Linked DNA regions of Homo sapiens: region 2 is linked to region 1. The links are chromatin contacts, found by Hi-C in ENCODE. All regions are on one chromosome and are shown on one strand. Each heading gives the region's core, a stretch centred on a gene start or an enhancer-like site at or near the end of the contact. The rest is flanking DNA. Distances are from core to core; before and after follow the strand shown. Region 1 overlaps ZNF507 (zinc finger protein 507). Region 2 holds the start of CEBPA-DT (CEBPA divergent transcript).

What was found. Hi-C counts contacts between places; a loop is a spot of excess contacts on that map. Pooled maps may share reads with other maps.
Region 2: a pooled map of gastrocnemius medialis shows a loop between it and region 1 (2.5-fold over the local background). The contact joins the promoter of CEBPA-DT here to the enhancer-like site in region 1. A Hi-C loop is called at or near these places in 2 of 168 maps with a recorded cell type or tissue (PC-9 and gastrocnemius medialis) and 1 of 50 pooled maps.

What each region holds. Positions count from the first base shown.
Region 1 is chr19:32,361,534-32,367,825 of GRCh38, forward strand. All of the region lies in intron 5 of ZNF507 (zinc finger protein 507), which reads left to right. Among named protein-coding and RNA genes, the nearest start is that of ZNF507, 19 kb to the left of the region's middle. Within about 2 kb of position 2,336, at least 5 of the 41 ENCODE cell types and tissues checked have a DNase peak (open chromatin) inside an H3K27ac peak, as active enhancers do; they include PC-9, where a contact is called at or near this core.
Region 2 is chr19:33,299,570-33,305,861 of GRCh38, forward strand. CEBPA-DT (CEBPA divergent transcript) reads left to right here and starts at 3,252. Exons shown (of 1, transcript NR_026887.2): 1 at 3,252-5,488. It overlaps CEBPA (CCAAT enhancer binding protein alpha), which reads right to left and starts at 2,965. Exons shown (of 1, transcript NM_004364.5): 1 at 365-2,965. The coding sequence starts at 2,845. The coding sequence ends at 1,769. RefSeq lists silencers at 2,796-3,365, 3,446-3,705.

The DNA of each region.
Region 1 (6,292 bases), core at 1,086-3,585:
GACTTACTTATAATCACTCTTCAGAAAGTACATCTGTTTGCAGAGTCTTAAAACTCTGTGGAAGGTGTTTGACCTTGCCTCAGTCCTCCTCAGTGTCTTCCTTCCTTCCTTCTTTCCTTCCTTCCTTCTTTTCTTCCTTCCTTCCTTTCCTTCCTTCCTTTCCTTCCTTTCCTTCCTTCCTTTCCTTTCTTCCTTTCCTTCCTTTCCTTTCCTTCCTTTCCTTTTCTTCCCTCCCTCCCTCTCTCCCTCCCTCCTTCCTTCCTTTCCTTCCTTCGTTTCCTTCCTTCCTTTCCTTTCTTCCTTTCCTTTCTTCCTTTCCTTCCTTCCTTTCCTTCCTTTCCTTTCCCTCCCCTCCCTCCCTCCCTCCCTCCTTCCTTCCTTCCTTCCTTCCTTTTTTTCTTTGACAGAGTCTCGCTCTGTCATCACCCAGGCTGGAGTGCAGTGGAGTGATCTCACCTCACGGCAACCTCCGCCTCCCGGGTTCAAGTGATTCTCATGCCTCAGCCTCCCAAGTAGCTGGGACCACAGGCATGTGCCATGATTAGCTAATTAGAGACGGGGTTTCGCCAGGTCTTGAACTCCTGGCCTCAAGTGTCCGCCCACCTTGGCCTCCCAAAGTGCTGGGATTACATGGTTACACCATGTCCAATCAGTCTATTTAATAGGTGGGACTGAGTATATTTACATTCGTGATTTATACTGGGAAATGTTTAGGAGAATGTGATGGAAACAGGGAACACTAGTTTACCTGATAGGAGGAGAAAGCTTTGCCTTTATATTTTTGGTATCCTTGAATTTAGACATACCGTGCCAGATTCATGTGATTTAAGTAAGAAGAAAATAACATTTCTCCGGGTCCAGAATTAGATTGTTCTTTCATTCATGGAGAAATATTTATTGAGCAAATATTATGCTTCAGGGGCCGTGCTAGATTCTTGGACTACAGTCATAACAAAACAGACGTCATCTTTGCTGTCATGGAACTTGTAGACAAACAATAAGCAAGTAAACCCTCAAATACTTAGGAAAAAGGTTAGCGATTCTAGTTCTGTTGAAGGTTTTACATCTGCTTTATTAGATCAGTCTTGCAGCTTAAAGATTCATTTTGATAGCTGTCAGTGTCTCAGGGATGTTTTCTTGTGTTCTTAAAATATTCACAGATTCATAGGATTCATTGCAGTTGTCCTAGGGTCTTCCTACCAACGGGCAACATCCCGTGAGCATCCTCTTTGTGTAACATCAGAGAACTCTCAGTCTGTTATTTTCCAAATTTATTCACACTCCACTTTGTCACTGGGTTTGGTGTGGTTATGCCTTAGATACAGTTTTGTCATATCTCCCTCTTTGTACTTATTATCAGTTTTTCCTCATAAGTCTTATTTTCTAATGTCATGGCTCTCCTTTTAACTTTCTTTAAATACTCACCATCCTTTGCCTTCATGGGATTTCTGGTCGCAGAGCATTACGGATTAACATGTTCTATTCCAGGATGTTTCTAGGACTTTCTCCTCGTTGTCCTATACTGTGTGCTTTAAGCGGAGCTGGTAGCGTAGCCTTTATAATGTCTGACTTAATTCAAGGATCACAGGAGTTTCTCTGGCTCATTTCATGTCTGCTTCATTCAGTTTCGTTGCCTGGTGCACTTATGGTCAGAGTTTGGGCTTGGTTTCTCAGAGTTCATGCCATATCCTATGCATTTCTGATTCCCTACATTTTGTTAAGAAACATGCTCACAGGCAGCAGTAATGAGTTCTTAAAGAGCTACAAGGCCTTGTTGCACAACTTCTAAACTTTGCACAAGGGCACAAAAGATTTATTGTTTATTTTAGTGTGCCTATTACATAACAAGTTTTCTGTAGTGGTGAAACCTGTTCCTTTCTCGTGCTTTTGCTTTTTATGCTGTCATTCCAGTCCTTCAATGACCCCATCCTTGTGGTCTGGGCAGTACGGCTTCATGGATCCCTGGTTCTGGGGGCAGATAGTCCTGGGATTGAATCTGAGCTCTCCCACTTGTGAGATTTGTGATCTTGCGCAAACTGTTTCACCTCTCTGTGCTGCTTTTGTCGTTAATAGAATGAGGATATTAAGGTTGTGAGGGTGAAATAAAATACCTAAGGTACCAGCACATAATAAACAGCCAGTAAGTGGTAGCTGGTAGTTACTGGGCCCAGCTTTTATCTTCTCAATAATTCATTATCTAACCAAAGAAAAGTACTAAAAGGCTGATGACCTCTAAACACTAGGGAAACAAAGAAGAATTAATTCTGTGCCAGGGTAGGCAGGCAGAGCTCATTTTACAAAAGAGATGCTGGGCCCAGGCAGAGTGCTGTCCCTGCTGAGGTCCCCATGCTATGTCTGGCTGCTCTGGAGTCACTCTAGTATCTTGGGAGCATCACAGGCCTGGACCACACAGTTTCTGTGCCCCACTGGGGACCTTGGGAATGTTATGCCATACTAAGCCTCTTTTCCCATACGAAACTCGGGAGAATACTTCCCCGCTCATAAGGCTTTGTGAAGATTAGGTGAGATTATATTTATGAAGTACCCAGCATGTTACTTGGTGCATTGAAGGGGCTTGTTCCCATTTTCTGCTCATGAAGTTGTCAGATTATCTCAGAAGCCCTGTTCTTACCCAGAAAAAAAGAGAGCTGTTTTCCATTCCTGTGGAAGGACAGGGAAAGATTAAAATGACATCATTCTATCCCAGTGCCTACCAATGCAGCTATTAATAACTTTGTTCTTACTCTGTGTAAACCATACACCAATTATAGTTATACCTGACATTTCTTTTTTTTTCTTTTTTAAATTTTATTTTTCCATAAGTTGTTGAGGTACAGGTGGTGTTTGGTTACATGAGTAAGTTCTTCAGTGGTAATTTGTGAGAACCTGGTGCATCCATCACCCGAGCAGTATACACAGCACCATATTTGTTGTCTTTTATCCCTCGCCCTCCTCCCACTCTTTCCCCCCAAGTCCCCAAAGCCATTTTATCATTCTTATGCCTTTGCGTCCTCATAGCTTAGCTCCCACGTATCAGTGAGAACATACGATGTTTGGTTTTCCATTCCTGAGTTACTTCACTTAGAATAATAGTCTCTAATCTCATCCAGGTCACTGCAAATGCTGTTAATTCATTCCTTTTTATGGCTGAGTAGTATTCAATCATATATATATATCTCCGAGTTCTTTATCCACTCGTTGATTGATGGGCATTTGGGTTGGTTCCACGATTTTGCTATTGTGAATTGTGCTGCTATAAACTTGCGCGTGCAAGCATCTTTTTCCAATAATGACTTCTTTTCCTGGGATTGCTGGATCAAATGGTAGTTCTACTTTTAGTTCTTTAAGGAATCTCTACACTGTTCCATAGTGGCTGTACTAGTTTGCATTCCCACCAACCGTGTAGAAGTGTTCCTTATCGCCACATCCACACCAACATCTACTGTTTATTGATTCTTTGATTATGGCCATTCTTACAGGAGTAAGGTGGTATCACACTGTGGTTTTGATTTGCATTTCCCTGATCATTAGTGATGTTGCATTTGATTTGCATTTCCCTGATCGTTAATGATTTTTTCATATGTTTGTTGGCCATTTGCGTATCTTCTTTTGAGAATTGTCTATTTATGTCCTTAGCCCACTTTTTGATGGGATTGATTGTTTTTTTCCTACTGATTTGTTTGAGTTCATTGTAGATTCTGGATATTAGTCCTTTGTCAGATGTATAGATTGTGAAGATTTTCACCCACTCTGGGTTGTCTGTGTACTCTGCTGACTGTTCCTTTTGCTTTGCCAAAGCTCTTTAATTAGATACAGCTATTTATCTTTGTTTTTATTGCAATTGCTTTTGGGGTTTTGGTCATGAAATCCTTGCCTACGCCAGTGTCTAGAAGGGTTTTTCCAATGTTATCTTCTAGAATTTTTGTAGTTTCAGGTCTTAGGTTTAAGTCCTTAATCCATCTTGAGTTGATTTTTGTATAAGGTGAGAGATTATACCTGACATTTATAACATTGGCCCCAAAGTTTTACTGAAAAGTTCCACTCAAAATTTTTCATATTAGATGGTCCTTGGTTTAGTTCAATATTGCACTGCTGGACCTGCCCTGATTTACATCTCCCAGTACCACTTTTGTAGAGAACAAGATGGGAGAACAAAACATTGTCCTAAGAGTATCAGTTTCTTTTTAACCATAAGGCATGGAACCCATTTTCCCTTAGAAATACAACTGTACTGTGCTTAGGTTCTGAAACTGTACTGTGGCAGGGGGACAGCATGATGTCAAGGGAAGTACATGGGCTTTGGGCTCAAGTACTCCACACACTGCCCGGGACATAGTAGGTGCTCGGTAAATGTTGACTGATAGTTGTCCATATCCCTCAGTTCTTCCCATCTATAAAATGGGTCTGATTCTATAAGCTTTTTGTGTAAGTTTAATTTGTGCTTGAAAATAAATGTGTAGTGGTATTATTACGCCTTTTCTTCCTTAAGTAGAATAGCTGCCCAAATAATATAAGATGAATTTTTTTTAATACCCAGTCCAAAAATACCCATTTTCCCCTAATTGTTTCAAAACATACTTTTGGAGGTAGCTTTTTCATATTGAGAACCAAACAAGGTCCAGCCGCTCTATTAAGAGAGTATCTTAAGTCTCTCTCTCCCTCCCTCCCTCTAAATTTTTTAAATAGATTTTATAATTGATGTTACCATGCCTCCTGAAAATTGCATAAATCATAAAGGTACAGCTGATGAATAATCACAAATTAAACTCATGCTTGTAACACAAACCATTATGAGCTCTTCAGCAGCACCCCTTCGTGGGCCTTCCAGTCATTACCCACCCCTCCCCTCTGTCTGGTATCCACTATCTTGACTTCTAACATTATCAATTAGTGTTTTCTGTTTCTGAACTTAATAAAAATGGAATCATACAGTACATATTCTACTTTATGTTCAGATTTTTTTGCTCAACGTGTGTGTATGTGTGTGTCTGTATAGTTCCACCTAGCAGAATTGCATTTCATTGTTACATAGTATTCCACTGTTAAGACCACCGCAATTTATTCATTGTTCTGTGAATAGACATTTGAGTTATTGTAAGGTTTTCCTCCCTGATATGATCTGATACCATTTTAACATTCTTTTACATGTTTTTGGGCACATATATGAAATGAGTCCATTTCCATTGGGTTTATACCTAGGGGTGGAATTTCTTGGTAATTGGACATGTATATGTATTCAGCTTTGGTAGACAGTGTCAACAGTTTTCCAAAATGGTTGTACCTATTCACATCCTCACCAGCACTTTGTGTTGTCAGTCTTTAATCTTTATTGTTTTGGTAGATGTATAGCAGTGTATTACTGTGCTTTTGTTTGCATTTCCCTGATAATTTCTGAGTTTGAGCATCTTTTCATTTGTTTATGGGCTATTATTGCCCACTTCTTTTTTGCATTGTCTATTGTATTAGTTTGGCATTGTTATAAGGGAATACCTGAGGCTGGGTAATTTATAAAGAAGAGGTTTATTTGGCTTATGGTTCTGCAGGCTGTCCTCTGCTTCTGGTGAGGGTCTCAGGAGGCTTCCAGTCATGACAGAGGTGAAGCGGGAGCAGATATGTCACATTGTGAGACATGGAGCAAGAGAGAGGGGAGGAGGTACAGGCTCTTCTTAACAGTCAGATCTTGCAGTAACAGACAGAGAACTCATTATTCATGAATGGCTACACCAAGCCATTCGTAAGGGATCCATCCCCATGACCCAGTCGCCTCTGCCCAGGCTTTACCTCCAACATTGGGGATCAAATTTCGACATGAGATTTGAAAGGACAAATATCCAAACTGTATCATCGGCTGTTTTCTTACTGATTTGCAGGAGCTCTTCATGTATTCTGAGTACAAGGCCTTTGTGGGGCGTATTGCAGATGTCATCTAACTGTGGCTTGCCTTTCTACTTTCTTAATGATGTCTTTTGATGAACAGACATTTCCAGTTTAATATAGTCAAATGTATTAATCTTTTTCTTTGTGTTTAGGACTTTTGTGTTCTTATATTCTGAAACTAGTTTTGATTTTTTGAAATAGTCTGTTGAGTAAGGTAGACGATGATACAGAAATAAAAATGTGTGCTGATTTTCAGGGATGGCACATCAACTATGCGTGCTTAGGTATTACTGAGCCTCATTTACTAATATGGCACTAAAGCTAAAAAAATCTAAACAGAAAACATTCCAGAAAGGCTTTCAGCAGGGGGAATGACAGTTTGGAATGGAAATGATAAGGTTGTCTCTCAGTGTAG
Region 2 (6,292 bases), core at 2,002-4,501, 940 kb after region 1:
GAGCCTAGGGCTGCTTAGCCAGGCCTACCCCTCAGGCAGAGGACTCCCTCTCCTCCTCCCCGGGGCAGATAAGAAGCCTCGCCAAGGCCTCAGCCCAGTAACCCCTTCAGCCCCCTCCCCTGACCCCAAGAGACTGCCTTCAGGCTCTGGACATACTCCATTTGGAGCCTTGTCCTCTGCTATTTATTTGTCTTGCCTGGGGGAAGTAAGTCACCCCCTTAGGGTAAGAGGGGCTCAGGATGGATGGAGAGCTCATGAAAGTCAGGATTGCCGCCAGGGAAAATGCTGTATTATTTACAAATGTGACCTGGCCCACAGACAACCTTGGAAGTAGCTTCTTTCTGGTTTTAAAAAGACACCGACATTGACTTTGATATGTTTATATTATAGATATAATACATAAAACATCTAGAGTGAGACTCTACGTTCTCCCCAAAAGAAGAGAACCAAGCCGTCCTTCCCTGCTCCCAGCCCCAGTGATGCGTTGGCGGGAGGCCACCTCCCTTCCCGACCAGGAGCCAGGGCCTCTGGGGGACAAGCCTTGTGGGCAGCCCAGGCCGGAGGGGCTGGGGAAAGCTGAGGGCAAAGGAGAACCCCCCTCACCTCATTGGTCCCCCAGGATCAAAAGTAATCCCAAAACCAAAAGGAAAGGGAGTCTCAGACCCTTCCCCCAGCTGCCGACGGAGAGTCTCATTTTGGCAAGTATCCGAGCAAAACCAAAACAAAACAAAAACCAAATAAAATGGTGGTTTAGCAGAGACGCGCACATTCACATTGCACAAGGCACTGCTGGGGCACAGAGGCCAGATACAAGTGTTGATATCGGCTGATAAAGCAAAATATTTGGAAAGCTTGTCATAACTCCGGTCCCTCTGGGATGGACTGATCGTGCTTCGTGTTCCTAGGCAATGCTGAAGGCATACAGTACAAACAAGGCTGAGGGTCCCAGTGGCCCTTCACCCCCCATGCCCGCCCCACAGCCAGATCTCTAGGTCTCCCTCTCCCACCAGGGGTATACATCCTCAGAGCTGACCCACGACCTAGCTTTCTGGTGTGACTCGGGGTGGGGGCTCCCACTGGTCACCTGGTGACCCCCATCGCAGTGAGTTCCGCCCCAAGGGGAAGCCCAGCCTATAGCAGGCTGGGGTGGGGTGTGTGCGGAGGGAGGTGGGAGAGGCGTGGAACTAGAGACCCTCCACCTTCATGTAGAACTAGGGGAACAACCTTAGGTTCCAAGCCCCAAGTCCCTATGTTTCCACCCCTTTCTAAGGACAGGCGTGGAGGAGCGGCTGGGGCTGGCGGGCTTGTCGGGATCTCAGCTCCCTGAGCCCTCCTCCTGCCACGGGCCTGCTCCCCTCCTTCTCTCATGGGGGTCTGCTGTAGCCTCGGGAAGGAGGCAGGAAACCTCCAAATAAAATGACAAGGCACGATTTGCTCCCCCTACTCAGTAGGCATTGGAGCGGTGAGTTTGCATTTCCAAGGCACAAGGTTATCCTAAATACTAGAGTTGCCGGGCTCCCAGCTCAGCCCCAAGAATTCTCCCCTCCTCGCAGGGAGAAGCCACCGCCTGGCCCCCTCATCTTAGACGCACCAAGTCCGGCGCAGAGGAAGGGAGGGGACACGCGGAGCAGGCCAGGCTTTCAGGAGGCACCGGAATCTCCTAGTCCTGGCTCGCACGGCTCGGGCAAGCCTCGAGATCCGGCGACCCCAAACCACTCCCTGGGTCCCCGCCGGAGGCTGGCCCAGGGCGGTCCCACAGCCGCGCGCCTCACGCGCAGTTGCCCATGGCCTTGACCAAGGAGCTCTCTGGCAGCTGGCGGAAGATGCCCCGCAGCGTGTCCAGTTCGCGGCTCAGCTGTTCCACCCGCTTGCGCAGGCGGTCATTGTCACTGGTCAGCTCCAGCACCTTCTGCTGCGTCTCCACGTTGCGCTGCTTGGCCTTGTCGCGGCTCTTGCGCACCGCGATGTTGTTGCGCTCGCGCCGCACCCGGTACTCGTTGCTGTTCTTGTCCACCGACTTCTTGGCCTTGCCCGCGCCGCTGCCGCCACTCGCGCGGAGGTCGGGGTGCGCGGCGCCCAGCCCCTTGAGCGCGCTGCCAGGGCCCGGCAGGCCGGCGGCACCGAGCGCGGGCGCGGGGTGCGGGCTGGGCACGGGCGTGGGCGGCGGCGTGGGGTGACCGGGCTGCAGGTGCATGGTGGTCTGGCCGCAGTGCGCGATCTGGAACTGCAGGTGCGGGGCGGCCAGGTGCGCGGGCGGCGGGTGCGGGTGCGGGTGCGAGGGCGGCGGCGGCGGCGGCGGCTGGTAAGGGAAGAGGCCGGCCAGCGCCAGCTGCTTGGCTTCATCCTCCTCGCGGGGCTCCTGCTTGATCACCAGCGGCCGCAGCGCCGGCGCCCCGACGCGCTCGTACAGGGGCTCCAGCCTGCCGTCCAGGTAGCCGGCGGCCGCGCAGCCGTAGCCGGGCGGGGGCCCGTGCGCTCCCCCGGGCATGACGGCGCCGCCGGGGCCCGCGGGCGCGCCCGGGTAGTCAAAGTCGCCGCCGCCGCCGCCGCCCGTGGGGCCCACGGCCGCCTTGGCCTTCTCCTGCTGCCGGCTGTGCTGGAACAGGTCGGCCAGGAACTCGTCGTTGAAGGCGGCCGGGTCGATGTAGGCGCTGATGTCGATGGACGTCTCGTGCTCGCAGATGCCGCCCAGCGGCTCCGGGGCGGCAGGTGGGGCGGGAGGCTGCGCGGGGCCCGCGCCCCGGGGAAAGCCGAAGGCGGCGCTGCTGGGCGCGTGCGGGGGGCTCTGCAGGTGGCTGCTCATCGGGGGCCGCGGCTCCGCCTCGTAGAAGTCGGCCGACTCCATGGGGGAGTTAGAGTTCTCCCGGCATGGCGAGCCTCGGCGGCCTCCAGCCTGCGCGGGGCGTCGCCGCCGCCCACCCGGAGACCCTGCTCGCCCGCGCCCGCGCACCTCCGGGTCGCGAATGGCCCGGCCCGCGCCGGCCCAGCTTTTATACCCGGCAGGCCGCGTCGCCCCCTAGAGTCCGAGGCGGCCTCTGTCCCCGGGCTGCGGCGGCGCGGCGCCTGCTGGGTCCTAGCGCGCGGCCGGCATGGGGCGGCGAACCAGCGCGGCACAGCGCCGCGCTCCCCAGGCAGGCCGCGGCGCAACGCCCACCGCCTCCAGCGCGCCCAGCAGAGCCGCGGCGCTCGCTCCAAGCTCCGCCCCCGGCCCGGCCGTCGCCCCCGCGCCCACGTGGTCGGTAGCGGGGGCCCCCTCCTCCTGCCTGCCCTAGGCGCCCGTATCCAGCCACGGCCGGGAGCCCAGGAGTATCCCGAGGCTGCACGGGGTAGGGGTGGGGGGCGGAGGGCGAGTCTTGGTCTTGAGCTGCTGGGGCGCGGATTCTCTTTCAAAGCCAGAACCAGGCCTGTCCCGGACCCGCGTCCCGGGGAGGCTGCAGCGCAGAGCAGCGGGGCTGGGGCCGGTGGGGGGCCGTTTGGGACGCGCGGAGAGGTCCTGAGCGCGGTGGCTCTGCGTCTCCTAGCTCTGATCTCCAGGCTACCCCTGTGATTCCGCGCAGAGGTACCTCTCGGAGGACGCCGGGGTCCCATGGGCGGCGCCGCGCAGGGCGCTAGGACCCCGCGGGGAGCGGAGGCGGCCTCGGCCCGGGAGCCTGGAGGACCTGGCCGGTCGATCCGCCCGGGCTGGAAAACTTTCTTTATAATTACTTCTCCAGGTCGGAGCGCGCGGCTTGCTAGGCGCGCGGGGCCGGCGCTGTTACCCGGCGTGGAGTCGCCGATTTTTTTTCCTGCGGGACCGCGGGGCCCCCCAGACTAGCGGAGCTGGACGCCGGGGCGAGCACGGGGAGGGGCGCACCGAGGGAGGAGACAAACTTAACTCTGGGGCCGGGATTCCGAGGCGGGGGCCGCAGCCCTCGAGGCCCGAAGCCACCGCTTCCTCCCCCGCCTCCCCATTCAGGTGGGCGCCAACGGCGGGAGCGAGGGTGTCCAGGCCGCCGGGCTGCCAGGTCCGAGCACGCACAGGGAGAACTCTGCCCAGTGGTTCGCCGGGCGCTGTAGTCCCCGGGATCCTAGGGACCGAGGCGGCCAGGCCCTGGGGCCCCTTGAGTGCGGCAGCTAATGCTCTCACCGCGGCGGGGGAAGGAGCTTGCCACCGAGACCCCCAGCCACGTGCGTCCCTCGCATTCTTTACCGGGGCCGGGGTGGCGGCTACGGACCGTCAGCTGGGCCCAGATGGAGTCTTGGGAGCCCTCAAGTGTCTCCTGTCCTTGCCCGCGCCGCCCCTCGCCACTGGCGCTGAGGCCTGACGCCGCCTGCGTCCCGGCTAGAGGCGCGCTTGCCTACAGGTGAGGGAAGACCCCCTTCACCGACAGTGGCCTTAGGCCTGGCAAGGCGCCACGACCCGCCCAGGAGCCCCGGAGGGGGCACAGCTAAAAACACCGCTGGAGAGCCCCGAGCTTCCACGACGATCGCAGTAAAGAAGCAGTTTCATCTGGGCAACGCACACTGCGCTTTAATCAAGTTCCTATTCAACATAGTCCCAGTGATTAATAGCCCAACTGCTTCGTTTTCGGTCCAGAGCTCATAAACAAGATATTTTTAGCTTGACGCTTTTGGACGGGAGGGAGTAAAAACCAGATACGTTAAATAAATATCCCGATGTGAGCCGGAGAGCTGCTTGCTGAGCCAAATGCAGGACCCATTCATATAGCATTCACCTGTGGAGGGAGACCTGGACGGAAATCAAAAAGCACCAAGAGCGATTTGCGTTTTTTTCTGCGGTGCTAAAACTAATGGCTTTTCCTACCTAGGAACAAAGAAACGCCACTGTACATGCACGGTTCCCGGCCTGTGGAGTTGTGGGAGGAAGGCGATGTCTGGCCTTTTTTGCACAGCTGCTGTTGCCTGCCCAGAGATCGGGAACTCTGCCCCGTAGGACTGGAAGAAACCTCAGTAATGGGAATAAGACTTTGTCCAATAGGGGGCTGATGAATGTGTGGGGGCGACAATGGCAAGGAGTGGGACTCCCGGCCCGGGGTTCGCCAACCCCAGGGGCCACAGGTCCTCCTACAATTGAACCAGAATTCACCCACCCGGGCCTGCCCTGTGCAGGGTGCCGAGAGCCCAGGGATGCATGAGAGGGTGGCTCCTGCCTCTGGGAACTGGGACAGTGGGAGAGACGGATAAGTTGTCACACAGAGGCTGCTGGGAGGAAGGAGGAGACAGAAGGAGTAGGGGATGGGACTTCATTCATTCATCAAATGCACACGAGGCACAAATGGGAATCAAGGGTGGATGTGCTGTGATGAAGAGAAGTCCTGCCCTGAACAAGGTGGCGCTGTGGAGGAGGCAGAGATCAGATTTGTCTGCGGAGGTGTTATGGACTGAACTGTGTCCCTGCCCCAAATTCCTATGTTGAAGGCCTAACCCCCATGTGACTGTATTTGGAGATAAGGCTTTTAGGAAGTCATTAAAGTGAGATGATGTCATATGGGTAGGGTCCTAATTTGATAGGATTGGTGGCCTTATCAGAAGAACAATGTCATGGGCATGCACAGAAAGGAGGTGGCCGTCTGCAAGCAGGGAAGAGGCCCCTCACCAGAACCTGAGGGTGCTGGCAGCTTGGCTTTGGCCTTGGGCATCCAGCCTCCAGAACCATGAGAAATAAATGTTTATGGTAGGTCTATGATGGCAGCCTGCTTGGACTGAACCGGCGGTGAGACAGGGCTTCATGCAGGAGCAGACCTTTGAGCTGGGCCTTGAAAGTTGAGCAGGAATTTGCTGGAAGGATAAGGGAGGAAGGCTCTTCTAGGAGGAGGGAATGGTAAGTGCAAAGGTGGAGAGCCTGCCAGTGCATGTGTTCTGGTAACAAAGAACGAGATGGTTGGCCGGCTGGAGAGTGGGGTGAGGGAGGGTGGGGCCTAGATAAGGCTGGATCCGCAGACAGGGCTGGGCTGATGGCCAAGGCCACTGCAGGTGAAGGGGGAACCCTTATCTCCCAGGCTTTTGACCTCCAGATTTTAGCAGGGGAGCTTCGTTGTCGGATTTGGGTTCCTGAGAATCTACTCTGGCCAAGACGGAGAGGGGGTGTTGACCAGATGGGAAAGGATGGAGACTTGTATTGCCCCAGTAATGAGCGGGCAGGGTAGATTAGAACAAGATGTCAGGACTTGGGGGCTGAATGCCAGGCTTCTGGCTGGGATTACCACCCCCTGACACATATAATGCCCAGGAAATTGGAGGCCCCTCTCCAAGCCCCCAGGAGGCCACTGGGGACTCATTCCAGGATACTCAC